2 separate regions of the Homo sapiens genome follow, and region 1 is linked to region 2. A link is an interaction called in ENCODE POLR2A ChIA-PET data of the cell type or tissue named here. Cell type or tissue: GM12878. All regions are shown on one strand. Links, peaks and the distances in the headings refer to the core of each region. The heading gives the core; the rest is flanking DNA. Region 1 holds the start of LOC107985521 (a long non-coding RNA gene). Region 2 overlaps MTF2 (metal response element binding transcription factor 2).

The links. ChIA-PET counts read pairs that join two places held together with the same protein. Peaks named below come from ENCODE experiments on the same cell type or tissue, not always from the same donor. Only the 100,000 strongest peaks of a DNase experiment are listed, where the experiment ranks them.
Region 1: POLR2A ChIA-PET joins it to region 2 with 10 read pairs; 6 of 35 experiments call an interaction of 5 or more read pairs at or near these places.

What each region holds. Positions count from the first base shown.
Region 1 is chr1:93,212,511-93,227,617 of GRCh38, forward strand. CCDC18 (coiled-coil domain containing 18) reads left to right here. Exons shown (of 29, transcript NM_001378204.1): 12 at 2,233-2,456; 13 at 4,126-4,236; 14 at 5,228-5,359; 15 at 9,099-9,233; 16 at 9,349-9,426; 17 at 13,823-13,939. It overlaps LOC107985521 (a long non-coding RNA gene), which reads right to left and starts at 13,181. Exons shown (of 2, transcript XR_001737683.2): 1 at 13,142-13,181; 2 at 7,957-11,861. In GM12878, for the core only: no CTCF peak of the experiment used is centred there; a DNase peak (open chromatin) is centred at 7,131; H3K27ac peaks cover 831 bases.
Region 2 is chr1:93,082,323-93,094,705 of GRCh38, forward strand. The region is part of intron 1 of MTF2 (metal response element binding transcription factor 2); the gene reads left to right. Among named protein-coding and RNA genes, the nearest start is that of MTF2, 9.2 kb to the left of the region's middle. In GM12878, for the core only: no CTCF peak of the experiment used is centred there; no DNase peak of the experiment used is centred there; H3K4me3 peaks cover 3,158 bases; H3K27ac peaks cover 556 bases.

The DNA of each region.
Region 1 (15,107 bases), core at 2,917-10,916, 130 kb after region 2:
GACCCCAGTATGTGTTGTTCCCCTCTATGTTTCCATGTGTTCTCAGATGATAGTTTTTAAAGAACAAATTTATCAACTGTTTGGTTTCTATTATCAAACATACTTGATAATCTGTTACTAGTTGTGGTCTGATAAGACAGCAAAAGTTATTTCAGAATTATTAGACTTTGTATCATTCGTTAATGAAGTAAAATTGATATCCAATAGAACAGTGGTCCCCAACCTTTTTGGCACCAGGGACTGGTTTTGTGGAAGACATTTTTTCCATGGACCAGGGACAGGGTCAGGGTTGGTTTCAGGATGATTCAAACGCATGACATTTATTGTGCAATTTATTTATATTATTATCATATTGATGTTGAAATAATTATACAACTCATCGTAATGTAGAATCAGTGGTAGCCCTGACCTTGTTTTCCTGCAACTAGAAGGTTCCATCTGGGGGTCATGGCAGACAGTGACAGATCATCAGGCATTAGATTCTCATAAGGAGTGAGCAGTCTAGATCCTGCGCATGTGCAGTTCATAATAGGGTTTGTGTTCCTGTGGGAATCTAATGCTGCCGCTAATCTGACAGGAGGTAGAGCTCCAGCAGTAATGCGAGCGATTGGGAGTGGGTGTAACTACAGATGAAGCTTTGCTCATTCGCCTGCCACTCACCTCCTACTATGTGGCCCAGTTCCTAATGGGCCATGGACTGGTACCAGTCCGTGGCCCAGGGGTTGGGGACCCCTGCAGTTAAGATGCACCCATTTTAATATACAGTTTGATACGTTTTGTCAGGTGTTTGTGTTTTAATGTTTAACTCTTGTTACCATCACCACAGTCAAGACATAAGACATCTCCACCAGGATCCTTTGTACTTTTTCCCAGTTAACTTTTAGGCTTAATTTTCTCTCTTTTTTTTTTTTTCCAAAAAAACCACAAAACTTTTCTTAAAGTTTAGATTATTGATTTTAGACCTCTTTTCTTTTCTCATCTAAGTATTTAAGGATAGAAACTTCCCTTTAAGCGGTGCTTTGGGTGTATTCCACTACTTTTTTTAATGTGTTGTATTTTCATTTTCATTCAGTTCAAAATAGTTATCTCTTGTGATTTCCTCTTTGACTCATAGGCTGTGTGTGTTTTATTTCCAAATATTTGGAGGTTTTTCCAGATATTTTTGTGTCATTCATGATGATCAGAGAACATACTGTATAGGACTTCATTTTTAAGAATGTTTTGAGATTTGGTTTATTGTCCAGCGTATGATCTATCTTGGTGAATGTTCCAAGTTGAGAATACTAGTAATTAGAGGTGGTAATAAATATAATATGTTATAGATTCTTTTACATCAAGAACAGAGCCAATAAAAAGTAAATAGCCTAGAAAGTGAAATATTATAGATGTAGAGAATTTATGAGAAATGGCTACTGATGCAAATCTTGAAGGCAAAGTGTATCTTGTTTCCACATCTGTGTGTTCTCATGTAATCATCTACATTATGCTTTTTAAAAGCACTTCTGAAGGCTTACTTACCTTGGAGTGGGAGATGTGTATGTTTATAGTGGAGAAGGGGCATGGTCAAGTAACTACCTCTGATAACCCTCAGTAATTTTTTTGAGACAGGATCTTGCCATGTTGCCCAGGATGGTCTTGAATTGGGCTCAAGTGATCCTCACACCTCAGCCTGTTGAATAGCTCAGATAACAGGTGCCACTGTGCCTGGCTACCCTCAGTAATTTTTTTTAAAGCATCACTGAATTCTCATTAGCTAGTTTGGAGAGAAAGACGATGGGGTCGGGAAGGATTCACTCTTTGGAGCTTTTGAACCTGCTTCTGTGTGCAGTACATAAAAATGTTCTTAATGATCTCAAACTGTCCAAATAAATTTTATGATTACCTTCAGTTTAAGGAAACAGGGCAACTTAAAAAAAATTTTTACAATGATTTCTATTAAAAAATGGAATTTAAAAGGTGGAGAAGGATTCTTACATTTCTGGTACAAAGGAATAGTCTTAGCTACCTAGAAAAATGAGTGATTCAGAACTTTTCTCCTCTTTGTTACGTATTTAATTTAGAGAGCACATTACTTATTCTTTGATTTCCTTAATGAATGTCTCATTCTCTGTCCCTTTTAGTACTCTTTAGATCAGAAACTAAACTTTGTTTATGACTAAATCTTTCAACTATTTAAGTAGGTTTTTATTCTTGAAGTCCTATTCAGAACAATTTTCCTTTTATGTTTATTAGCAGAAAGCGTAAAAGATCAAAATCAACATACTATGAACAAGCAATATGAAAAAGAGAGGCAAAGACTTGTTACTGGAATAGAAGAACTACGTACTAAGCTGATACAAATAGAAGCTGAAAATTCTGATTTGAAGGTTAACATGGCTCACAGAACTAGTCAGTTTCAGCTGATTCAAGAGGAGCTGCTAGAGAAAGCTTCAAACTCCAGCAAACTGGAAAGTGAAGTAAGCTTGGAATTAGCTTGGTATATATGTTAATTTTTGAACTAGAACAAAAGGTATTATTTTAGGGTTTTATAAAAATTATATGTTTACATCCAGATTTAAAGTTTTTAAAAAATGGTACCACATAAGTTATAAATTGTTTTAAAATTATATTTGGAAACCTTTGTATTTTAACTTATTAAAAGTTAAAGTTATTAAAAGTAGGAAAAACTGTAGTGGGTAAAAGTCTCAAATTTGGTGGAAATAATATTGCATTGCAGCCTATTATTTCTTCCATAGTATAAGTTAATATGGTTAATATACATTTATAAATAAAGACTTTGGATTATGCTGTTGGAAGAAAAGGAGTGATAATAAAGGATTTCAAATTTTAGCAAACCCCAAACCACCTAGGAAGCCTGTTTAATATGCATATTTCTGGGTCCTGTTCCAGCAATTTCTGATTCAGTATATATGGGCACAAGAGTCTGCTTTTTTCTTTTCTTTTTCTTTTTTTTTTTTTTTCTTAGAGACAGGGTCTTGCTCTGTTGCCCAGTCTGGAGTGTGGTGGTGTGATCATAGCTCACTGTAGCTTTGAACTTCTAGGCTCAAGCCATTCTCCTGCCTCAGTCTTCCAAGTATTTGAGACTGCAGGCATGTGTCACTATGTCCAGCTAAGTTTTTTTATTTTTTATTTGTAGAGACAGTCGCTGTGTTGCCCAGGCTTGCCTCGAACTCCTGGTTTCAGGTGATCCCCACCTCAGTATCCCAAAATGCTGGGATTACTGGTGTGAGCCACCACACCTAGCCGGAATCTGTATTTTTATTTTTTGTGTATTTCTGCTGTTTAAAGAGTCTGTATTTTTAAACAACTGCATGTAAACCTGAAACAACTACGCAAGGAATTACATTCTGAAAAGGGGATAATGAGTGTTTTGTGAATATCTTGTCTTCATTTTCACTGAGGACAGGATAAGGGTGCCTCATTAGGTAATTGTGGACCAGGACCACATGTGTATATCTTATACTCGATCTTCAAACCAGAGGCTGCAGTCATCTATAGGTACACTTTTTAAATACCTGCTTTCTCAGCTTAAAGTCTATAGCCAAGGCTGAGGAAAAAGAACTATAAGATAGGAACTTATGTTAATAATGAAGATGGAGATTTAGACAGTTTATAACTATGGCTACCAGTTTACTTAGGAAATTGCCAAATACTGGGATTAATAAGTTTTTTAAATTACAAAAATAGCACAGTCTTGTTAATATAAAAGGGGAAAAAGAAGAAAATGAACCATTGATAATTCTACCACCAGAAATAACTGCTGATAACATTTTATTGTACTTATTTCAGTCTTTAACAGCTACGTAAAAATAGATTAGGGTATTGTCCTTTTTGGATATAGGGGTCTGAATTAAATGACTTATGTTTTACATAGATAGAAGAAGTGATCCTTTGTTTTCAGTATTTGTTTTTCTTCTTAATTGTCACTTATTTTGTAAAATACTTATAATTATGTGGGTTAAAAAGTTATTCACTTTGCATCCTAAATGTTTATAACTGTAAGTTTGCCCAATTTACCTAGACACAATGTATTTGAACTTTGAAAGAGGAGCAGGTGTTTGATCTTAGAATGCAAAATCATTACCTTTAAAAAATAATTTTACATTTATTTCAATGTGTTTTCAGATGACAAAGAAATGTTCTCAACTTTTAACTCTTGAGAAACAGCTGGAAGAAAAGATAGTTGCTTATTCCTCTATTGCTGCAAAAAATGCAGAACTAGAACAGGAGCTTATGGTAAAACTTATCTTTGTTCCTACAAATTTACTGTGATTTTTAGGCACTTAATTTGTGACAGCACATTTGTTTTAGCATCATTATTATAAAATATATAGGAAAGTATAAATTCTACTAAACTCTTCTGATCATTTCTTGTTTATATTTTTAAGTTAATAGGCTTATATGGCAAGTTATCCAAGTTTTCTCTTTTTTTTTTTTTTTTTGAGACAGAGTCTCACTCCGTCGCCCAGGCTGGAGTGCAGTGGTGTGATCTCGGCTCACTGCAAGCTCTGCCTCCTGGGTTCACGCCATTCTCCTGCCTCAGCCTCCCGAGTAGCTGGGACTACAGGCGCCCGCCACCACGCCTGGCTAATTTTTTTTGTATTTTCAGTAGAGACAGGTTTCACCGTGTTAGCCAGGATGGTCTCATCTCCTGACCTCGTGATCCACCCGCCTCAGCCTTCCAAAGTGTTGGGATTACAGGCGTGAGCCACCGCACCCGGCCGTTTTCTCATTTTTATCCTAATAGGATTGAAGATAATGGTAGTTCTTTGATATGCTTCTTGATATTTAAAATAGTTTAAATCTTCTCGTCTTGATAAAGTATTTTTAGCCATTTTGTTAAAGTTTGAAGTATAAACTACTGTGGTTCTTTAAAGAATGGAGTATGACATATTTAATGGTTGACTAATGTACTTTTATGTAAAACTGCTTTTCAATTATACTTTTTTTTTGAGACAAAGTCTCACTCTGTGGTTCAGGCTGCAGTGCAGTGGCACAATCATGGCTCACTACAGCCGTGTCCTCCCAGGCTTCCCCCTGAGCGTCCCCAGAAGCTATGACCACAGGCGCATGCCACCACATCTACTTAGCTAATTTTTTGTATTTTTCATAGAGACGGGGTCTTGCCGTGTTTCCCAGGCTAGTCTTGAACTCCTGGATTCAAGCGATCTGCCTGCCTTGGCCTCCCAAATCAATTATACTCCTTTAAAGTGTTTTGTGTTTCTAGGAAAAGAATGAAAAGATAAGGAGTCTAGAAACCAATATTAATACAGAGCATGAGAAAATTTGTTTAGCCTTTGAAAAAGCAAAGAAAATTCACTTGGAACAGCATAAAGAAATGGAAAAGCAGATTGAAAGAGTAAGTAATACATATTTAGAATATGAGTGCTGAAAAGAAACTTAAACATTACTAGCCCCAGCATTTTTTATTTTGTAGACGAGGACACAAAGATACACAAAAGTTAGTGGCAAGAGCTGTAATTAGAATCCCAATCTTTCTGAATAATTTTTCAGTGCTTTAACAGAATATAGTATGCCTTCTGTTTCAGCTGTAATCATTATTTTTGACATTATTAAAGTAAGAGTAATTCTGTAGACTCCATTTCCCTAAAAATATCAGTTGCTTGAAGATTGATTGAGAGGAAAAAGCAGAATAAGAGAAGCACTCTTGACCTTGGGTTAAAAGTAGAAAAGAAAATTTGAGACCAAAAATGCAAGACACAGTAAAAAAAAATAGATACAGTAGTCCCTGCTTATCCATGGGAGAGACATTCCAAGACCTTCAGTGAATGCCTGAAACCACAGATAGTACTGAACCTTATATATTTTTTCCTATACATACATACCTATTATAAAGCTTAATTTATAAATTAGACACAGTAAGAGATTAGCAAGAATTCTAATAAAATCGACCAATTGTAACAAAATACTGTCATAAAAGTTATGTGAAAACTTGTTCTCATAAAAGTGTGTTCTCTCTCTTATGCCCTAGTGCCTCCTTTGCACTTTTTTTTTTTGAGATAGAGTCTCGCTCTGTCGGCCAGGCTGGAGTGCAATGGTGTGATCTCAGCTCACTGCAGTCTCCGCCTTCTGGGTTCAAGTGATTCTCCTGCCTCAGCCTCCTGAGTAGCTGGGATTACAGGTGCGCGCCACCAAGCCTGGCTAATTTTTGTATTTTTAGTAGAGATGGGGTTTCACCATGTTGGTCAGGCTGATGTCAAACTCCTGACCTCGTGATCTGCCTGGCTCAGCCTCCCAATGTGCCTGGCTCACGCAGAGGTGTGAGCCACTGCGCCCAGCCTCCTTTGCACTTTTATGAATGTAGGTTCTGTGAGTCATCTTTGAGAACAGCCTAGTTTCGCTGCAATTGAAGTCTTGCTTTGGATGGTATCTTTTCTCCTTAGCTTCTTCATCTCTGCTGGAAATGTGACAGCAGCTGCTTCATCAGCAGACACAGCTTCTCCAATAATTTTAATATTTTTCAGTCTAACCCTATTATTGAATCTGTGTAATCATCCCTTATTTGCAGTAAATGACTTGGTGTCACTTGTTTCAGGGGATCTTTGCTGAAGTCTTAATATATACTCAATATTTTCTGGTGCAACACATTGCAGTCAGTTGGAACATGTTTTCTGTTAATGCCTTCCACCTACAAATTTAATGCCTTTTCTATTTTAACTAAGCACTTACGCATTGTGGTTGTAACTTTTGTAGTTTGAGGTACAACTGCCATACTTGCATGAATTTATTTTTCTTCACAATTTCATGGATAGATTTATTCTTTATTGTAGATCTTAGCAACCTCAGCATGCAGTTTTTTTTCTTTCCTCATTAAGTCAAGAACCTTCACCTTTTCACTTAAAGGAAGCATGCTATGTCTTCTCTTTGACATATCCAAATTGGATCTGCATCCAGATAGCATCACTACTCTTTTGCTTTGGGGCCATTATTAAGTAAAATAAGAGTTCCTTGAACACAAGCACTGTGATACCATGGCAGTTGATCTGATAACCAAGATGGCTACTAAGTGACTAACGAGCAGGTAGCTTATACAGCATGGAAAATGGATCATTCTTGTCCAGAGCTGGACATAGTGGGACGTCATGAGATTTCATCACGCTGCTCAGAACTGCAATTCAAAACGTATGAATTGTTTATTCGTGGAATTTTCCATTTAGTATTTTCAGACCAGGGTTGACTGCAGGTAACTGAACTGTGGAAAGTGAAACCACGAATACCACAGGGCTGCTGTAATTTAGATGAGCTTAACAGAAGAATGGAGCAGACAAGAGGAAAAAGACAGTGAACTTGAATGTAGATTAATAGATATTATTCAGTCTGAGCAACAGAGAAAAAATTTTTTTTCCAAGAAAAGAAAGATTTATAAAAATATTGAACAAAGCCTCAGAGATATATGGGGAAGGACCTGGAAGATCTGATATTCTTGTCTTCAGAGTCAAAGGAGAGAATGAGATTAGTGCAGGAAAATATTTGAAGGAATAATGTCTGAAAACTTCACAAATTTGATGAAGGAAATAAATTTACAAATTTAAAAAAATCAAAGAGAACTACTTCTAGACACATCAAAATCCTTGCCAAAAACTAAAACAAAAAACTTTGAAAGCACCCAGAGATAAATGACACTGCATATAAGGGAACAAATGTTAAAATTACTGCAGATTTCTCATCAAAAACTATGGACATAAGAAGATGGAACAACATTTTTTAAATGCTGAAAGAGAAAAAAACTGTCATTCTATTTTATATCCAACAAAAATACTCTCTAGGAATGAAGGTAAAATAAAGACATTCTTAGATGAAGGACCGCATAGAGAATTTGTCACCAGCAGACTTGTTCTAAAAGAGAATGCTAAAGAAAGTTCCTCATGGAAAAAAAATACCTGAGAGAAACTTGGGACCTCAGGAATAAAGGAAGAACAACAAAAACAGTAAATATTTGGTAAATATAGGATTTTTATAATATCTATGGCAGTTGAAAGAAGAAATTATAACATTTACTGATGAGGTATATTGATATAATACATGTGACAACGACAGTGTAAAGGGGGAGGGGTAAAGGGGTCTATATTCTTAGTTTCTACATTTTGCCTTTTTTTCTTCAGCCGTTAAGTTCAGGGGTACACGTACAGGAGGTGCAGATTTGTCACATAGGTAAATGTGTGCCATGGTGGTTTGCTGCACAGATCATCCCATCACTTAGGTATTGAGCCCAGCATCCATTAGCTATTCTTCCTGATGCTCCCTCTCTCCCATCCCACTCCCCTATAGGCCTCAGTATGTGTTGTTCCTCCCCATGTCTTCGTGTGTTCTCATCATTCAGCTCCCACTTATAAGTGAGTACGTGCAGTATTTGGTTTTCTGTTCCTGTGTTAGTTTGCTGAGGATAATGGCTTCCAACTCCATCCGTGTCCCTGTAAAGGAAACGATCTCGTTCCTTTTTATGGCTGCATAGTATTCCATAGTATGTATGTACCACATTTTCTTTATCCAGTCTATCACTGATGGGCATTTAGGTTGATTCCATGTCTTTTCTATTGTGAATAGTGCTGCAATGAACATACACATGCATGTATTTTTATAATAGAATGACTTACATTCCTTTGGGTATATACCCAGTAATGGGATTGCTGGGTCAAATTGTGTTTCTGCCTCTAGGTCTTTGAGGAAATGCCACACTGCCTTCCACAATGGTTGAACTAATTTACACTCCCATCAGCAATGTAAAAGTGTTCCTTTTCTCTGCAACCTCTCCAGCATCTGTTTTTTGACTTTTTAATAATTGCCATTCTGACTGGCATGAGATGGTATCTCATTGTGGTTTCGATTTGCATTTCTTGAGCGATCAGCAATGTTGAGCTTTTTTTTTGTATGTTTGTTGTCCACATATATGTCTTCTTTTGAGAAGTGTCTGTTCATGCAAGTGATTTCATTTCTTCCTTAAAAAGAGAGAAGCTGAAGACAATTTGGCAAAATACAAAAATCTATGTAATTTCAATTATAGTGTCACATGTATTTAATATTTAAAATGTTTCAAAATTTTAAAATATTTAATATGAAAATTCTGTTTTCATGTTTAGCTTGAAGCTCAACTAGAGAAAAAGGACCAACAATTTAAAGAACAAGAAAAGACTATGTCCATGTTGCAACAAGATATAATATGCAAACAACATCATCTTGAATCACTAGATAGACTCTTGACGGAAAGCAAAGGGGTAAAATCATCCTTATAAAAGTGCTATTTAGAAGTTGACTAATATTTTATGTCTCTATAACTTGCCTTTAAATCTAATCAAATCTGCATACTTATACTTTTCTTACTGTTTTTAGGAAATGAAAAAGGAAAATATGAAGAAAGATGAAGCTTTAAAAGCATTACAGAACCAAGTATCTGAAGAAACAATCAAGGCTAGTATGCTAATACTTTATTTTTCTTTCTTTCCTTTTTTTTTTTTTTAACAGACAGAATCTCTCTCATTTGCCTAGGCTGGAGTGCAGTGGCATGATGATAACTCACTGCAACCTTGAACTCCTGAGCTCAAGTAATCCTCCCACATGAGCCTCCTGAGCAGCTAGGACAAGCGTGCTTCAACATGCCTGGCTAATTATTTTTTTCTATTTGGAGACATTCTTGTGGCTTTTTTACTTTTCTCTGTAAATTGTAAACATTGTACAGATAAAAGGCAATTCAGAGCTGACGATTTGATCTGACTCAATGAACTTAGTTCCTTTAAATGTATTTTCTTTAGAGCGAATTATGATCTTAATTATTTGATAGTTAATCATCTAGTTTGCAGGTTATCTAGCCTCTTTTTGTCTTAAAACAGTTTTTATAACCCTAAAAATTGTTTTAAATTTTAGCTATAATTGCTACTTATTAACATTACCAAAAAAAAAGAAAATTACCAGAGGAAGTGGAGGAAGAGAAAACTAAAAGTGATTCAATTTTGCTTGTTTTTATCAGTTGGCTTGTAAGATTAATTGAGATAAAGCCAGAATTTCTAGCTAAAATACGGCTTTCTGGCTAGTATATCTTCATGGTTAAAAACATGGGCTTTGTTGTTAAATTGGGTTTCAGTGTGGCTTCAAGTGCTTACCCACTCACTGTAACCTTAGCCAGGTTATTTAACTCTTTGAACTTTAATTTCTTCATCCACAAAATAGGAATGACAATACCCTAGAAGAGCATTAGTGTGAGAATTAAATGAAACAGGGTATATAAAGTGCTTAGCACATACTGAGTTGCCCGAAGTTTTGTAACTAACTGCTATATATTTAGTATTTTCTCTTGCATTTTTAGTGTTAAACGTAGGTCCAAATATGCTATGACGTTTATTCTGTCATATGTAGCTTGAATATAAAAGATTTGCTTTAAAGATACGATGTTATTTTTTCCCTATTCTGTTTTTAATTCATTTTGTGACTGTGTATGCCCATGTAGACATGTGTTTATTCATAAATATTCCTGTAGTATTCACCAAAACTCTTAACATTTAATGCAATGTCAGTTCATTTCCCTGTGTAAGAATAGCCCCAAATTTCATTAATATTAAAAAATGATTACTGTACAGAGATTGTAGGCATGAAATACTTTTATTAGATAAAACTCATGCAGCCACTTAACTCCTGGTTTTCATTAAACTACCTAACGTAACTGGGCAGTCATCTGGTGAGGTATTTCCGTGTGTTAATAGCCAGATATGAGATGGAAAAGAAATCAGCAAAAGAATGAAGTATGATGTTGGATTTTATTCCTTTAACATCTTTAGCAGGTTTGCTGTTTGGGGAAAAATCAAAATGAGTAAGAAATATAGAAGCCAAATTCCTATGATTTAAGCTATATTGACTGATTCTACACATAAGTTATTTATAGCAGCAAAATAGAAGCCTGAAGTCTACTTCTCTCCTGATTATGTCATTACTACCTTCCTTTCATGACTTTTGTTCATGTCTCTCAACATGCCTCAACTTGTTCTCTGCAAAAGAAATATGAATTTTTTTATCTATAGGAAAGTTATAAGGGTCAGTTTAAAGTTGTATCACTAAGCTAAAAGGTTGATGATAAAATTCTGAACTGGTAACAAGAAATCAGTAAATTAAACCAGTTGTTACCTGCTGTTAAATGGAAAATTGAAAAGGTGCTTATTAGACTTACAGATTTTATTTCTTTTGTTTTGTTTTCCTCTTATTTTCTACTTTAGATTCCCCAAAACCCCCACAAAAAAGTCTTAAACATAAAAGAAGAGTTTACCTTCTTTTTTTGAAGATGCATAGCCTAGGGCCCTATCTGGTTGTCTCCAGATTGTGCACCTGAGGAGCTTCTTTGGTTCAGCAGAGTGGTGTTTGTTTTTGTTTTGATTTCATTTATTTATACACACACACACACACACACACACACACACACACACACACATTTGCAAGTGGTTTGTATACAATGCAAGATGTTTATCTGTATGAGATTCAGACTTTCAAACTCTGTTCAAATAAGAAATTCAATAGAGTAGCGGATGTTTTGGGTTTTTAATTAGTTTTTTATTAGCTATAATTGATTTATTTCTAATTTATTTTTTAAAATTTCAAGCCCACAAAAAATTGAAAAAATAGTCTACTCCTCACCTAGATTCACTCTCTGTTAAACTCTATTAAACTCTAGGTACACTCACTTTATCTCTCTCTACACATACACATGCATGCATGCTTGTGTGTGTCCCTACCAACCCACCTCCCTTTTGCCAAACCGCCTGAGAGAAGGTACGGATGTCATAATACTTTACCCCTTTAATACTTAACATGCATCTCCTGTGAACAGAGAATTTCTTCTGTATGGCCACACCACCACTACACTACAGAGAAAGTCAACATTAAGTTAGTAATATCATTCAACATTGTCCGTACTAAAATTTCCCCAATTACTTAAAATTGTCCTTTATAGCCTTGCTACTCAAAGCATGGTCTGTGAACTAGCAGCATCAGCATCACCTGGAAGCTTTGAAGAGTATCTAGCCATGCCCCAGACCTGATTCACCCCAGTGAATCAAGTGTGATGACACAAAATTTAAGGAGACACTCTCAGGATTATATACCTTATTTAATTTGATGACTGCCAGATCTCATTATTTTAAGGGCATACATTTTCATTGATAATTAGCAAACTAACTTTGGGGTGAGTCTTTGAGGCCATGTGAATATCCTGTTCCTCAATAACCTTATAATCAATGGCTTTCATATCTAATGATGAATCTTGCCCAAATGAGTTATTACACTGTTAACTATTAGGTAGTGATATTCTGACAGAATCATAGGTTTTATTTATTTTCTCTGTGTGAAGGATGATACAAGTCCCAATGCCCATTCTCTTTCATAAAAAAGAAAATTTCTAAGTATTTATAATTTTCATAAAACAAATGTTAATTAGTCATTCAGAATTACAGATTTTTTAGCTGTTAATGATTTCATATACAGACTATAAGGGTGGTGTTCAAAAACTGTGTATCTTATAAGATTCCCTTTTTAGAAATAAGAGTGGCAAAGATAATTTCATGATGTAGAATAGAATCTGCAAGAGAGAATGTTTTTCTCGTTTTTTCATCTGCTAAGAAATCTAAGATTTCTTTCACTTTTTCAAGACTGCTTACTAGAACATTATTAGCATTAAGAGGAAGAACACCATTGAGAAGCTCAAATTTACAATAAAGAAAACAAGGAGCAAGACAAGAATCTTAATAGATGAGATGTGGAGCATGTATGCAATATGTGCGCCTTGAACGAAAAGTACCAAATTTGAGTTGCTCTTTGGTATTAAGGTAGTAAAGCAGTGGCAACTATATGAACACTTGGACCAAGTTAAATTGCTGCCTTTCTGAAAATATTTTCACTGTTTCAAAGCAAAGAAGGTTTCACTTCTTTTTTTCTAGCTGACAAATTATTTTCTTAGTAACTTCAGCATTTCAAAATATTCTCACTTAAGGCCAGGCAAGGTGGCTCACACCTGTAATCCCAGCACTTTGGGAGGCCAAGGCGGGTGGATCACCTGAGGTCAGGAGTTTAAGACCAGTCTGGCCAACATGGCAAAACCCACTCTCTACTAAAAATACAAAAATCAGCAAGACATGGTGGTGCATACCTGTAATCCCAGCTACTCAGGAGGCGGAGGCAGGAGAATTGCTTGAACCTGGGAGGTAGAGGTTGCAGTGACCCGAGATCGCACCACTGCACTACAGCCTGGGCTACACAGCAAGACTTTGTCTCAAAAAAAAAAAAAAAATCTCACTTAAGCATCATTAACAGTATGCTAGTTTGTACTCACTTTCCTATTTTTCTTATTCAAGGAGGCTTAAGAAGTAGGTTTAAATACCACTTACCTTTTAAAGAAAAGTTTTTAGAGTGTTTGGCCTACAGGTTCTTGACAGTTGGCCCTAGTTTATCTTGTCAATTGTGGCTCCCAAATAACCATTTCCTACAAATTCATCTTCTTACTACCCTAGGCTTTTGCCAACTTCTCACCACTCCCTTTCGCAGGGCCTTGCTTCTGAGCATACTCCCTTTTCCTGGAATGCCCTTCTAAACTTGTCCAACTCTTGTTTATTCTTCAGGATTCCATACCTTGGTTTTCTCTTTGGTTTCCTCATTTGCAATGAAGAATTAGTTTACTCAATAAATATCTTCTATAATGGCATTTTATATCCTAAGTAGGACTGTATATTCACTATTTGAAGCAGTCAGGTAACATTAGGAGATAAATCTGTAAAATATTGAGTATATCGTTTTGTGTTTTTTTTTTTTTTTTGCTTTTTTTCCTGCTTAGGTTAGGCAACTAGATTCAGCATTGGAAATTTGTAAGGAAGAACTTGTCTTGCATTTGAATCAATTGGAAGGAAATAAGGAAAAGTTTGAAAAACAGTTAAAGAAGAAATCTGAAGAGGTAAATTAACATTTACTTTATATATAGCATATATTTCAAGTGATTTTTTTTAAGAAGCATGAGATGTAGGACAAAATATATATATATATATATATTTCTTTTGAGACAGCGTCTCCCCATGTTGCCCAGGCTGGAGTACAGTGTCGCAATCTTGGCTCACTTGAACCTCTGCCTCCTGGGTTCAAGCAATTCTTGTGCCTCAGCCTCCTGTGTAGCTAGGATTACAGGTATGCACTACCATGCCTGGCTAATTTTTGTATTTTTAGTAAAGATGGGATTTCACCATGTTGGCCAGGCTGGCCTTGAACTCCTGGCCTCAAGTGATCCACCCACCTCGGCCTCCCAAAGTGCTGGGATTACAGGTGTGAGCCACTGTGCCTGGCCAAAATAATATCTTTTATGTATCTGATATAAAAAAGTATTTCCAATAAAATGTAAATTCCAATTTTATTTTCTTTAAAGAGCAAACATTTCAATGCAAAATAGAATATACCTTAAAATTCTAATTCTTTTATTTTTAGGGAATCAGAAGAATAAATTATTAATATTACAGTCATTCTAATATAATATTACATGACACCTTGAACATTGTTTTAGATTTAGAGGTTTAAAATTCTTCAAGAATTTTTCATTTTGTTTTTGTTCTTGTTGTCTGTAGGATTGAGAATTAACTTTAGAATTTCAACTTTTTTAAGATAAGTTTCTCAGATACTGCATTGGAAACCTTTTTTTTTTTTTTTTTTTTTTGAGATGGAGTCTTGCTCTGTCGCCCAGGCTCGGCTCACTGCAACCTCCACCTCCTGGGTTCAAGCAATTTTCTTGCCTCAGCCCCCTGAGTAGCTGGGACTATAGGCGCATGCTGCCACGCCCGGCTAATTTTTTGTATTTTTTTTTTTTTAGTAGAGACGGGGTTTCACCATGTTGCCCAGGCTGGTCACAAACTCCTGAACTCAGGCAATCCTGCCACCTTGGCCTCCCAAAGTGTTGGGATTACAGGCATGAGCCACTGCACCCAGACTTGGAAACTTTTCTTGAACATCTTACTCATCTCTGTATGCTCAATTTGTAGCACTTTACTTTGGTTAGGCACTCACTAAACATTTGCTCAAATGGATAATCGTAATGAAGAATGTATTTGTTAGAATTTATAATGTATATATTTTAAGGT
Region 2 (12,383 bases), core at 1-8,000:
CAGGCTGGAGTGAAGTGGTGCTATCATAACTTGCTGCTGCCTCAGACTCTTGGGCGGAAGTGATCCTCCTGCCTTAGCCTGCCGAGTAGTTAGGACTACAGGTGCACACCACCACACCTGGCTAATTTTTAAATTTTTAATTTTTTTTGTGGAGACGGGATCTTACTGTGTTGCCCAGGCTGGTCATGAACTTTTGGCCTCAAGCAGTCCTCCTGCTGTGGCCTCCTAAAGTGTTGGGATTGAGCCACTGTGCCCAGCCCATTGTTTTTATTATTTTTTAAAGGTTTATTTTTAGGTGAAGTTTACATATATTGAAATGCACAAATCTTAACTGTACAGTTGTTAATAAGTTTTATTGAGATATAATTTATATACTATAGTTATATGTACATAATTCACATGCATTCTTTGAAGGTGTACAGTTCAGTGATTTTTTTTAGTATACTCACAAAGTTGTGCAGCCATCACCATACCTAATTTCAGAATATTTTCATCATCCCAAAAAGAAAAGAAAATCTTAATCCATTAACAGTCAGTCCCCTTCACCTATCCACTATCCTCTGGCAACCACTAATCTACCTTCTGTGTCTATAAATTTGCCTGTTCTGGACATTTCATGTAAATGGAGTAGTACAATATGTGGCCTTTTATGTCTGGCTTCCTTCACTTAGCATGACTATATTAGTCCATTCTTGTACTGCTATGAAGAAATAACTGAGACTGGGTAATTTATAAAGAAAATAATTTTGATCGGCTTACGGTTCCACAGGCCATACAGGAAGCATGGCTGGGGAGGCCTCAGGAAACTTCCTGTTGAAGTGGCCCCCTTGAAGTGGCCACAGCAGGAGGATTAGAGATGGGGGCGGCTCCACATGCTTTTAAACAACCAGAGAACTCAGTATCATGAGAACAGCAGGGGGGAAAATCTGCCTGCATGATCTAGTCATTTCCCACCAGGGGCCTCCTCCAATGTTGGGGGTTACAATTTGACGGAATATTTGGGCGGGCACACAAAATCCAAACTATATCGTTAATGTTTTCATGGAACAGCCATGTTGTAGCATTTATAGTCACTTCATATCTTTTTAGGGTCAAATAATATTTCATTATATGAATATACCTTTTTTTGTTTGTCTAGTCATCAGTTGATGGACATTTGGGTTGTTCCCACATTTTGACTATTGTAAGTAATGCTGCAGTGATCATTCATGTATAGGGTTTGGGTGAACATGTTTTCATTTCTCTTGGGTACACATATCTAGGAGTGAAATTACTGGGTCAGATGATAACTCGGATTAGTGTTTTGAGGAACTGCCAAACTGTTTTTCAAAGAGGCTGTGCCATTCTACAAGCTCACTAGCGATTATCTGGTGAGTGATTATCTCACCAGTTTATCCACATCCTCACTGATACTTATTATTGTCTATCTTTTGATTATAACCATCCTAGGGTTTGAATTGGTATTTCATTGTGGTTTTGATTTGCATTTCACTTATGGCTAATTATATTGAGGATCTTTCCACATACTTGTTGGCCATTTGTATACCTTCTTTGGAGAACTGTCTATTTAAGTCTTTTGCTCATTTAAAAAATGGGACTGTCTTTTTATTCTTGGATACAAGCCTGTTATCAGATATGATTTGCAGACTTTTCTTCCCCCATCCTGTGCATTATCTTTTCACTTTCCTGATGGTGTCCTTTTAAGCACAAATATTCTTAATTTTGATAAAGTTCAATTTATTCCTTTTTTTTTTGCTTATGCTTTTGATGCCGTATCTAAAGAGCTTTATAGTTTTAGCTTTTACATTTAGGTCCGTCATCTATTTTGAGTCAATTTTTTATATATGGTGTGAGGTAGGGGTCCAACTTCAGTGTTTTGCATGTGGATACCAGTTTTCTAGTACCATTTGTTAAAAAAAACTAATTCTTTCCTCATTGACTTGTGTTTGACAATCTTGTCAAAAATAAATTAACCATACATGTAAAAGTTTGTTCTTGGATCCCAGTTTTATTCCATTGATTTATGTGTCTGTACTTAGGACTGTACCATAATATTTTAATTACCATTACTTCATAGTAAGTTTTGAAATTGGGACGTTGTGAGTCCTCAAGTTTTTTTCTTTTTAAAAAACAATTTGGCTATTCTGGGTTCCTTTCACTTTTCCATGTAAATTTTAGGATCAATCTGTGAGTCTGTGCAAAAAAACGCAGCTGGGATTTTGGTAGGTATTGTATTGAATCTATAGATTGATTTGGGAAGACTTGCCATTTTAATATTATTAACATCTATGAACATGGGATGCCTTTCCAGTTATATAGATCTTATTTAATTTCTTTCTCTGATATTATGTAGTTTTCATTGTACAATTCTCGAACTTCTTCTGTTAAATTTATTCCTGAGCCAGGCACGGTGGTCCCAGCTACTCAGGAGGCTGAGGCAGGAGGATTGGGTAGGAGGATTGCTTGAGCTTAGGAGTTTGAGACTTCAGTGAACTATGAGAGCTATGATGTGCCACTGCACTCCAGCCTGGGTGACAGAGCAAGGCCCTGTCTTTAAAAATGTAAGTATTAAAAGAAATACTTTGAACATATAGAAACAAAGTAAACCATTTTCCTTGATAAGATAAAGCATCACTTTCTCCTATCCTCATTTAATTTAAAGTTCTTATCAGTACTTGAGCCCCTCTGTTGATTCTCAGTTCTGAGGATTTTTTGATAGTAGTTAAAGAATTCTCCCATAATCAGGGAGATAGAAGGGTAGTTTGTGAAGTGCTTATCTAGTACTAAAAATACTTTTAAAATTTCAAAGCATTGTCATTATAGTATAGTTATGGATCCTAATTACATTACCTTTTTTCTTTTCTTTCTTTCTTTTTTTTTTTTTGAAACGGAGTCCAGGCTGGAGTGCAGTGGCACCATCTCGGCTCAGTGCAAGCTCCGCCTCCCAGGTTCATGTCATTCTCCTGCCTCAGCCTCATGAATAGCTGGGACTACAGATGCCCACCACCATGCCCGGCTAATTTTTTTGTATTTTTTAGTAGAGACGGGGTTTCACCATGTTGGCCAGGATGGTCTCGATCTCCTGACCTCATGATGCGCCCTTCGTGGCTTCCCAAAGTGCTGGGATTACAGGCGTGAGCCACTGCACCCGGCCTTTTTTTTTTTTTTTTTTTCTTCATTAAAAGAGACAGGGTCTCTCTGTTGCCCAGGCTGGAGTGCAGTGGCGTGATCATAGCTCACTGTACCCTCAAACTCCCGGGCTCAAGTGATCCTTCCACCTCAGCCTCCTGAGTAGCTAGGACTACAAGTGCATGCCACCACACCTGGCTAATTTTTAAAATATTCTGTAGAAACGGGGTCTTGGTATGTTGCCCATGCTATTCTTGAACTCCTGGCCTCAAACAATCCTCCTGCCTTGGCCTCCTTAGGTGCTGGGATTACAGGCATGCCACTTGGGCCCAGCCAGGGCCAACTTTTAGCATCCATAGGTTCTATGGGTCACACTGCAGAACTTGAGTATCTGTGGATTTTGGTATCCTCAGGAGGTTCTGTGACCAGTGCCTTGTGGATACCAAGGGACAACTAAATAGCATATACATAAACCAGTAACACAGTCGTTTGTTATCAGTATTATGTATTGTACATAATGAGTATATGTGCAAGACTTTATGCTACTGGCAGTGCAGTAGGTTTGTTTTATACCAACATCACTGCAAACACATTGTAAAGCATTGCATTACAGTGGTTACAAAGTCACTGGGTAATATGAATTTTTCAGCTCCATTATAATCTTATGGGACCACTGCTGTATATGTAATCTGTCGTTGACCAAAGTTTTACTGTGTAGCACATGACTATGCTTAGAAGGAAGGATCAACTATGTAAATAATGAAGGAGGAGGCCGGGTGCATTGGCTCACGCCTGTAATCCTAGCACTTTGAGAGGCTGAGGCGGGCGGATCGCTTGAGGCCAGGAGTTTGAGACCAGCTGGGCCAACATAGTGAAACCCTGTCTCTACTAAAAATACAAAAAATTTAGCCAGGTGTGGTGGCACATGTCTGTAATCTCAGCTACTCAGGAGGCTGAGGTTCACTTGAACCCAGGAGGCGGGGGCTGCAGTGAGCTGAGATTGCACCACTGCACTCCATCCTGGGTGACAGAGCGAGACTGTCTCAAAAAAAAAAAAAAAAAAAAGATGAGGAAGAAGGGCAATTTTGGTAGTAGGTACAATATGTATGAATGCCTTGGGTGGAAAAGATCTTGGTTTGTGAATAATTGATAGGCAGCCCCGGGTGAATCTTGAGATGCAAAGACATATTCCTGTGGGAGAAGAAAACTAATATATCATATTTGACTTGTAGCTTTTTCAGCCTAGTAATTATGTTAGTTTCCCAGTTTTGTTGGTGTTTGAAGAACTATTTATAAAGTCCTTTTGTATTTATCTATGTGATAAATACAGAGCTTTGAAAATGTATACTACAGGCAGCTGTCTTTGAACTTTTTCTTGTTGTTTCAAAATTGGGCAGACAGCTACAGGTTGAATATCCCTTATTTGAAATGCTTGGGACCAGAAGGGTTTTAGGATTTTAGGCTTATTTGCATATACAAATGAGATGTCTTGGGGATGAGACCCAAGTTTAAACACAAAATTCATTTATGTTTCATACACACGTTGTATGCTTAGTCTAAAGCTTATTTTTTCGTTCGGGACACTGAATAAACTGTGTTGTGCCACCTGCGTTTTGACTACAACCTGTTACGAGGTCAGATGTGGAATTTTTCATGTGTGGTTGATGCTTAGAAAGTTTCAGATTTTGAAGCATTTCAGATTTTGGACTTTCAGGTTAGGGATGCTCAACTTGTATTAGTATCTGAGGACACTTAACAACCAAGTTGAACCATCTGTAGGAATGCATCATTTCATCACTGATAGATGACTTCAGTTAGACTTATAAAAAAGGCCTTAAGGCTGGGTGTGGTGGCTCACGCCTGTAATCCCAGCACTTTGGGAGGCCGAGGTGGGTGGATCACCTGAGGTCGGGAGTTCAAAACCAGCGTGACCAACACGGTAAAACCCCATCTCTACTAAAAATGCAAAAATTAGCCAGGCGTGGTGGCACGCACCTGTAATCCCAGCTACTCAGGAGGCTGAGGCAGGAGAATTGCTTGAACCCAGGAGGCAGAGGTTGCAGTGAGCGGAGATGGTACCATTGCATGGCAGCCTGGGCAACAGAGTGAGACTCTGTCTCAAAAAAAAAAAAAAGCCTTAATGGCAAAATATACTGTGGACAAGAGGCTGGATACTGTCGATACTGGCAGTGAATGGCCTGATTTCATTCACCAGTTGCTAAATCTGAAAATATTCTTGGCCTTCCCCACTGTATGTGACCTCGGTTCATAATTGGGATCCAAAGGTGACAAATATCTAGAATAACTTTGTCTCAGAAATAGTATCACTTAACTGGGGTTTACCATAGTAGAGCCAGGTATTACCTATCTTTCTTTACAACTTTAAGGAAGTAATTTTACTTCTGAGTTCCAGATTTTTCACTTGTTAAACAGTAGTCTTCCCTTCCTATTCTATGGCATTATTAGGAGGAGAAAATGAGATATGAATGCTTTTGAGAAAGTTAAGCAGTATAGCAAGATGAAGATATTTTCAAGCCCTTATCATCCATATGCTCTACTACCTACCAAAGATCCAGTTCATACTTTTGTTTATAGTAATTGGAACTTTTAAAACTCTAGGGTATAGTTAGTGGCTTGCAGCAAGAGCCCCTCAGTTCTCTTATTTTTTTCTCGTTGGTCTTAGGACCAGAGTCTGCAGGATTATAATGACAACGCTGAACTTTCCAGTTCATCCTTGCCTGAATTGTTAGTGGAGGCTCATTTTATGTAGTGTAATCAACTTTATAAATTCTGGACTTGAACATGAATGTATGTACCTGTACTTAATTCACATTTATCTGTGGTTTTAATGTATATTAGTGGCCTTGTTGGTTTTGGTGTTTTAAGTCTGTAGTTAACCTTTCTTTATTATTCATTGTATATGTGAGATAATATAATCAAGGATTCCTTTTGCACAAATAATTTAGATGGCTATGGGTATTGTGATGTAAAGATTTTACCAGTTGTCATATTGGCTTTTAAAAAAATCAGATATATTTTTGAAATCTATTACTGTTTCTAAATGTTTGGTATTTACCATTTTGAAAATACTTGATATATTATATTTAACAGTGTCATTTACAATTTTTTTTTGAGACAGAATCTCACTTTCTTGCCCAGGCGGGAATGCAGTGGTGCGATCTCGGCTCACTGCAACCTCTGCCTCCTGGGTTCAAGCAATTCTCATGCTTCAGCCACCCAAGTAGCTGGGATTACAGCTGTGTGCCAACGTGCCTGGCTAATTTTTGTGTTTTTTGGTAGAGATGGTGTTTCACCACGTTGGCCAGGCTGGTATGGAACTCCTGACCTCAAGTGATCTGCCTGCCTCAGCCTACCAGAGTGGAGTGCTGGGATTACAGGCATGAACCACCATGCCCAACCTCATTTACAATTTTTAAAAAAATCTTAAGATCTGTATTTTTTATAGTTTATAAAAGTTTTTTTGTGATCACAAAAATACATGCTTTTGGTAGAAACACAAACATACAAAGATGTTCTATAAAACTGACTTTTTATCGTACATTTTAAGATATTTAAAAATATTTTCTGTAATTTCATGAAGAGTACTAAAGCCACAGTCACTGACATTGTAAACACCTCTGTTCATTCTCTAACCTGTTAGGTGGTTAAGCTATTTTTAATTCTAGGGGGCTCAGGCTGAACTTGAGGTTGGGGAGGAGAATTTGCCTCTGCTTTTAGTTGCAATTTTCAAGTGAGGTGAAATTAAGTAAAATTTGTAAGAGCTTTTTTGGCTTTTTAATTCTAGATAAATACATAAATAAATTTGGGTCTCTGTAATAGAATATGTGCTTTTATAGGATAGTGATATTTGCTTGATAAATGGAGGATTTACTTACTAGTGTGTGTATTGATAAATACAGACTTTGATTAGTTTATTCAAGAGAGATTTTTAAGTCCCTACTTTATGCCATACCTTGAAAAGTTTTAGAGTTCCAGTGATGAGCAAAATGTTTACTTTCAATTGTAATTCAAAATGCAAATTCCACTTGTTTACATGGAGTTATTAGATTGTAAATTTCTAGAAAATTGTTTGATTCTGCCTTTAAAAAAAAAGAAAGATGGAGCCTCTCAAGAGTGCAGTGGTACAATCACAGCTCTCGTACTTCACTGTATCACGGTAGCGTTTGAACTCCTGGGCCCAGGATATCTTCACACTTCAGCCTCCCAGGTAGTTGGGACTACATGCTCTCACCGCTATGCCTGGCTTAATATTTTCATTGTTTTAGAGATTGTGTCTGTGTATGGGGATCTCGTTATGTTGCCCAGGCTGGTCTTGAACTCCCAGCCTCAAGGGATGTTCCTGTCTCAGCCTCCCCAGTATTAATAGCTTGATTTTCCTTTTTTTTTTTTTGAGACAGAGTCTCACTCTGTCACCGAGGCTGGAGTGCAGTGGCGCAATCTTTGCTCACTGCAACCTCAGCTTCCAGAGTAGCTGGGATCTCAGGTGTGCACCACCACACCTGGCTAATTTTTTTTCTTTTTTGAGATGGAGTCTCGCTCTGTCCCCCGGGCTGGAGCGCGGTAGCACGATCTCGGCTCACTGCAAGCTCCGCCTCCCGAGTTCACGTCATTCTCCTGCCTCAGCCTCCTGAGTAGCTGGGACTACAGGCACCCGCCATCACGCCCGGCTAATTTTTTGTATTTTTAGTAGAGACGGGGTTTCACCGTGTTAGACAGGATGGTCTCCATCTCCTGACCTCGTGATCCACCCGCCTCAGCCTCCCAAAGTGCTGGGATTACAGGTGTGAGCCACCATGCCTGGCCAATTTTTGTATTTTTAGTAGAGATGGGGATTTCTCCATGCTGGCCAGGCGGGTCTTGAATTCCTGACCTCAGGTGATCTGCCTGCCTTGACCTCCCAAAGTGTTGGGATTACAGGCGTGAGCCACTGCGCCTGGCCAATTTTTGTATTTTTAGTAGAGATGGGGGTTTCTCCATGCTGGCCAGGAGGGTCTCGAATTCCTGACCTCAGGTGATCTGCCTGCCTTGGCCTCCCAAAGTGCTGGGATTACAGGCATGAGCCACTGTGCCTGACTGACTGTACTTTTAATATATCTTTTACACAGAAGATTCAGGTTTAATCATCAGTGTATGAAAGTAAGAGAGTAGGATTGTTGGAATATGAATATTCTTGGTTACGTTATTTTTCCTAGTTTTTTTTTTTTTTTTTGAGACGGAGTCTAACTGTGTTACCCAGGCTGGAATGCAGTGGCACGATCTCGGCTCACTGCAAGCTCTGCCTCCCAGGTTCATGCCGTTCTCCTGCCACAGTCTCCCAAGTAGCTGGGACTATAGGCACCCGCCACCATGCCTGGCTAATTTTTTGTATTTTTAGTAGAGATGGGGTTTCATCGTGTTTGCCAGGATGGTCTCGATCTCCTGACCTCATGATCCGCCCACCTCGGCCTCCCAGAGTGCTGGGATTACAGGCGTGAGCCACCGCACCCAGCCTATTTTTCCTAGTTTTAACAACTTCTCCATTTTTGTAACCTTGTAGCTTGTATGAATGTTCAAACATTTTTTTGCCCCTAAAACTTTTTTGACCTTTTTGAGGAGCTAAACTTTTAGAATAAGCTAAACTCAGCCTGTTAGTCCTCACTTCTAAACCCCATGCAGTCTGGCATTTGAAGTCAGTGCTCGTATGTGACGTTTGAATTGTTATATTCAATAAACAGTTTTTATTACTCATTTTACTTAACCCGTCTGGTACATCTGGTATACTACTACTTAGTTGTATTTTCTCATTTTTTTGGTAATATTTTACTCTCTGGGTTATCCTTGTATTTCTCTGGTGACTTCTTTTCCTCAGGATACTTTTATAAAAAAGCATTTTAAATTTTGTATTTAAAACATTTTTAAAACATGGCAATACAAGATCTTGCCATGTTGCCCAGACTAGTTTTCTAACTTCTGGCCTCAAGCAATCCTCCCACTTCAGCCTCCCAAAGTGCTGGGATTATAGGTGACAGCCACTGTGCTTAGCCCCTCTGGAGTTGTTTGTCCATCATTCAAATAAGAGTTTTCCAGAGATTCCTATACTTACCTTTCATGAACCATTAACTGGTGGGGTGGAGATAGTGTACTGACAAGATTGCCAACGTTTCATTTTAGAAAGTAAGAATGTTTTAAACTGTGACCACCATCATTGCATAAAAGATACTTACATTTAAGAATATAAGAAGGATATGCCCTCAAAATACAGAGTGGTCTTTTAAGTTAACTAACTTAATTAAATACTGAATACATTGTTCTTGCTTTTCTTACTTTGCTGTAGATCAGTACTGGTTTATGGACTTGAGTTGAGAACCACTGCCTTATTAAAACAATTGTTTCTTGAGCTGTTTTAAGGAAAGGGAGTGTGGAGTTTCTGTTGTCTCATGTCAGAGAAAACTATATATAAAGTATTTCTTAACATATTAAAATCTCCAAGAAGTCCTTTTGTGAAAAAGCCCCACAGTTTACCTGGTTACTGGGATGTCGTCTTCTACTTTTTCTTTGGTAATTTTTTCCCCACCTTTTTTCTGTTTTCATGTGCTGGATGTCTTAGATGAGCCTTTGGTTGTCTTAATCTGTTTTCTCTTATTATATATGTTTGGTTTTTCTTCTCTTGAAATTTTTATTTTGGCTATAATTTTATTTCTTAGAGCTCCTTATTATTTCATGGATGTAATATTTTCTCATATCTCTGAGGATATTAATTGGTTATTGAAACAGTTTTTTCACATACCAACTATTAACATTCTTTAGAACTAGTATTCAGAAAATATCCTTTTGAAACACTACCATAGATGTTGATGTTACCAAGGGTTTGTCTTCACTGCTTTTGGTTTGTCTTCACTGCTTTTATCATTTTCTATCTTTTAAAAAGTAAATTTGGAATATTTAATGGCATGCTACTTGCTAAAAGTTTAAAAATCAGATAATTTTGAAATTAAAAGGCTTTTTTACCAAAACAATGTAGTTTCTTTTCTGTTCCCTCCGCCCCTTCCCACTCCTTAGAGGCAATAACTTTTAACCCTTAGCTAATTCTTTATATCTCTAAATAAAATAGCACTGCATTTAGATTCATCAATTTTATATATTTTTTATAATGTTAGATGAGAATGAATGAGGAGAGGAATAAGGGGGTAAGCTTTCTCTATAAATATATTCTCTGTAACATAATGTTAGATGAAACATAATGTTATAGAGAAAGCTTTCTCTATAAACATGTTAGATGAGAAAGAAATTCATTGCTTCTCTCCTCATTCTTTCAGTATAGTTATATAAAACATTTTAAACTGTTTTCATTTGTGAGTATATAAAAATTGTTTACATATGAAGAACCACGTAGAATATGGTACCACAAAGTAGTGGTGAGGGTTAGTTAATGCTTGTAAAGAATTTAGAGGCCGGGTGCGATGGCTCACACCTGTAATCCCAGCACTTTGGGAGGCCAAGGCGGGCAAATCACGAGGTTAGGAGATCGAGATCATCCTGGTTTGCACGGTGAAATCCTGTCTCTACTAAAAATACAAAAAATTAGCCAGGCGTGGTGGCACATACCTGTAATCCCAGCTACTTGGGAGGCTGAGGCAGGAGAATCGCTTGAACCCGGGAGGCAGAGGTTGCAGTGAGCTGAGATCACACCACTGCACTCCAGTGTGGGCGACAGAGTGAGACTCTGTCTCAAAAAAAAAAAAAATTTAAAATAGTGTCAAATACTTGTTAGCTGTTATTTCTAGATTTACATTTTTTTCTTATACAACTATGTTTAAAAATTGCCTCATTAAAAAACAAAATTTGCCTAGTTTTCTTTGAACATTAAAATCTTCATACATCTTCAGTTCCACAAAATGTCTCACAGTGCACTTTTCCACAATGTCAATCTGTCATCTAATTTATCAGTGCCATTTATTTTTCTTAGAGATATCCTCCTGGAGTTCTTCTGGAGTTCTGCTCTAATTTGGACTGGTTCTCTAGACCTGCTGCATGGAAGTTGTCTTGGGGCTTTCCTTTACCACCATCCTGGGAATTCCTTTCTCTTCCCTTCTGTGTGACATACCTTGCATTCCGTGCCTGCCTTTTATTTGGTTTACTCCCTCTGTTTAGTTTTATTAAGCTCAAATAAAGTGTGCTTGGGGGATAAATCTTTAAATACTTTATATGGCTGAAAATGTTCTAATTTTCATACACATACACTCTTTTTTTAAAAAAATACATTTTAGAGATAGGGTCTCTCTGTGTTGCCCAGGGTGGAGTGTAGTGGCTATTCACAGGCATGATCATAGTACACTACAGCCCTGAACTAGGCTCAAGCGATCCTCCTGCCTCAGCCTCTGGAGTAGCTGGGACTACAGGAGTGTGCCACTGTAGCCCAGCTTTACTTACTCTTTTTAGTCCCTTGATTGATAATTTGACTGGTTATAAGGTTGATTTTCACCCAGAATTTATTTTTCACTCAGATTTTTAAGTGAATAGTTCCACTGTCTTCTGACTTGTAATATTGCTATAATGATTATTATTCTCAGTCCCTTGTTAGTTGCCCTTTTATCTCTTTGTAAACGTAGTATCTTTGTCCTTGATTTTCTTAGAACAGGTTTTTTTTGTTCAGTTTGCTGGACACTTGTGGCCTTTTCAATCTGGTTACTTCTTTCAGTACTGGGATGTTTTCTTTTACTTTGATAATTTTTTCTCCACTTTTTTTCTGTTTTCACATGTTGGATATTTCTGATTGGTCCTCTAATTTTCTTAATCTGTTTTCTCTTATTTTCTATCTTGGTTATATAAGGTGAAAACTTTTGTAATCACCCCAGGGTCAAAAGTAGAACATTGCCAGCTAACCCAGAAACCCACATTGCAACCCTTTCATCCCCCAGATAATCTCCATCCTGACTTCTGTGGTGATTATTTTTTCTTTGTAGTCTTATTATTCAGATGTGCATTTTGAGGGTTGTAGTTTAATTTACTAGTTTTAAAATATATGTTTTAAGATTTTTTTTCAATTACAGGTTCTATCTTAGATCTTGCCTCTTTTTTTCTGTGGAGTTTATTTGTGGGAGAAACCAGGTCATTTGTCATGTGCATTTCCTAACCTGTATTTTGCTGTTGCATCCCCACTGTGTAGTTGAGCATATTTCTCTGCATTTACTAGATCTAGAGGCTTACCAGGTTCAGGTTTGCCTTTTTGGGGGGTGGGGTGGGCAAGACTATTT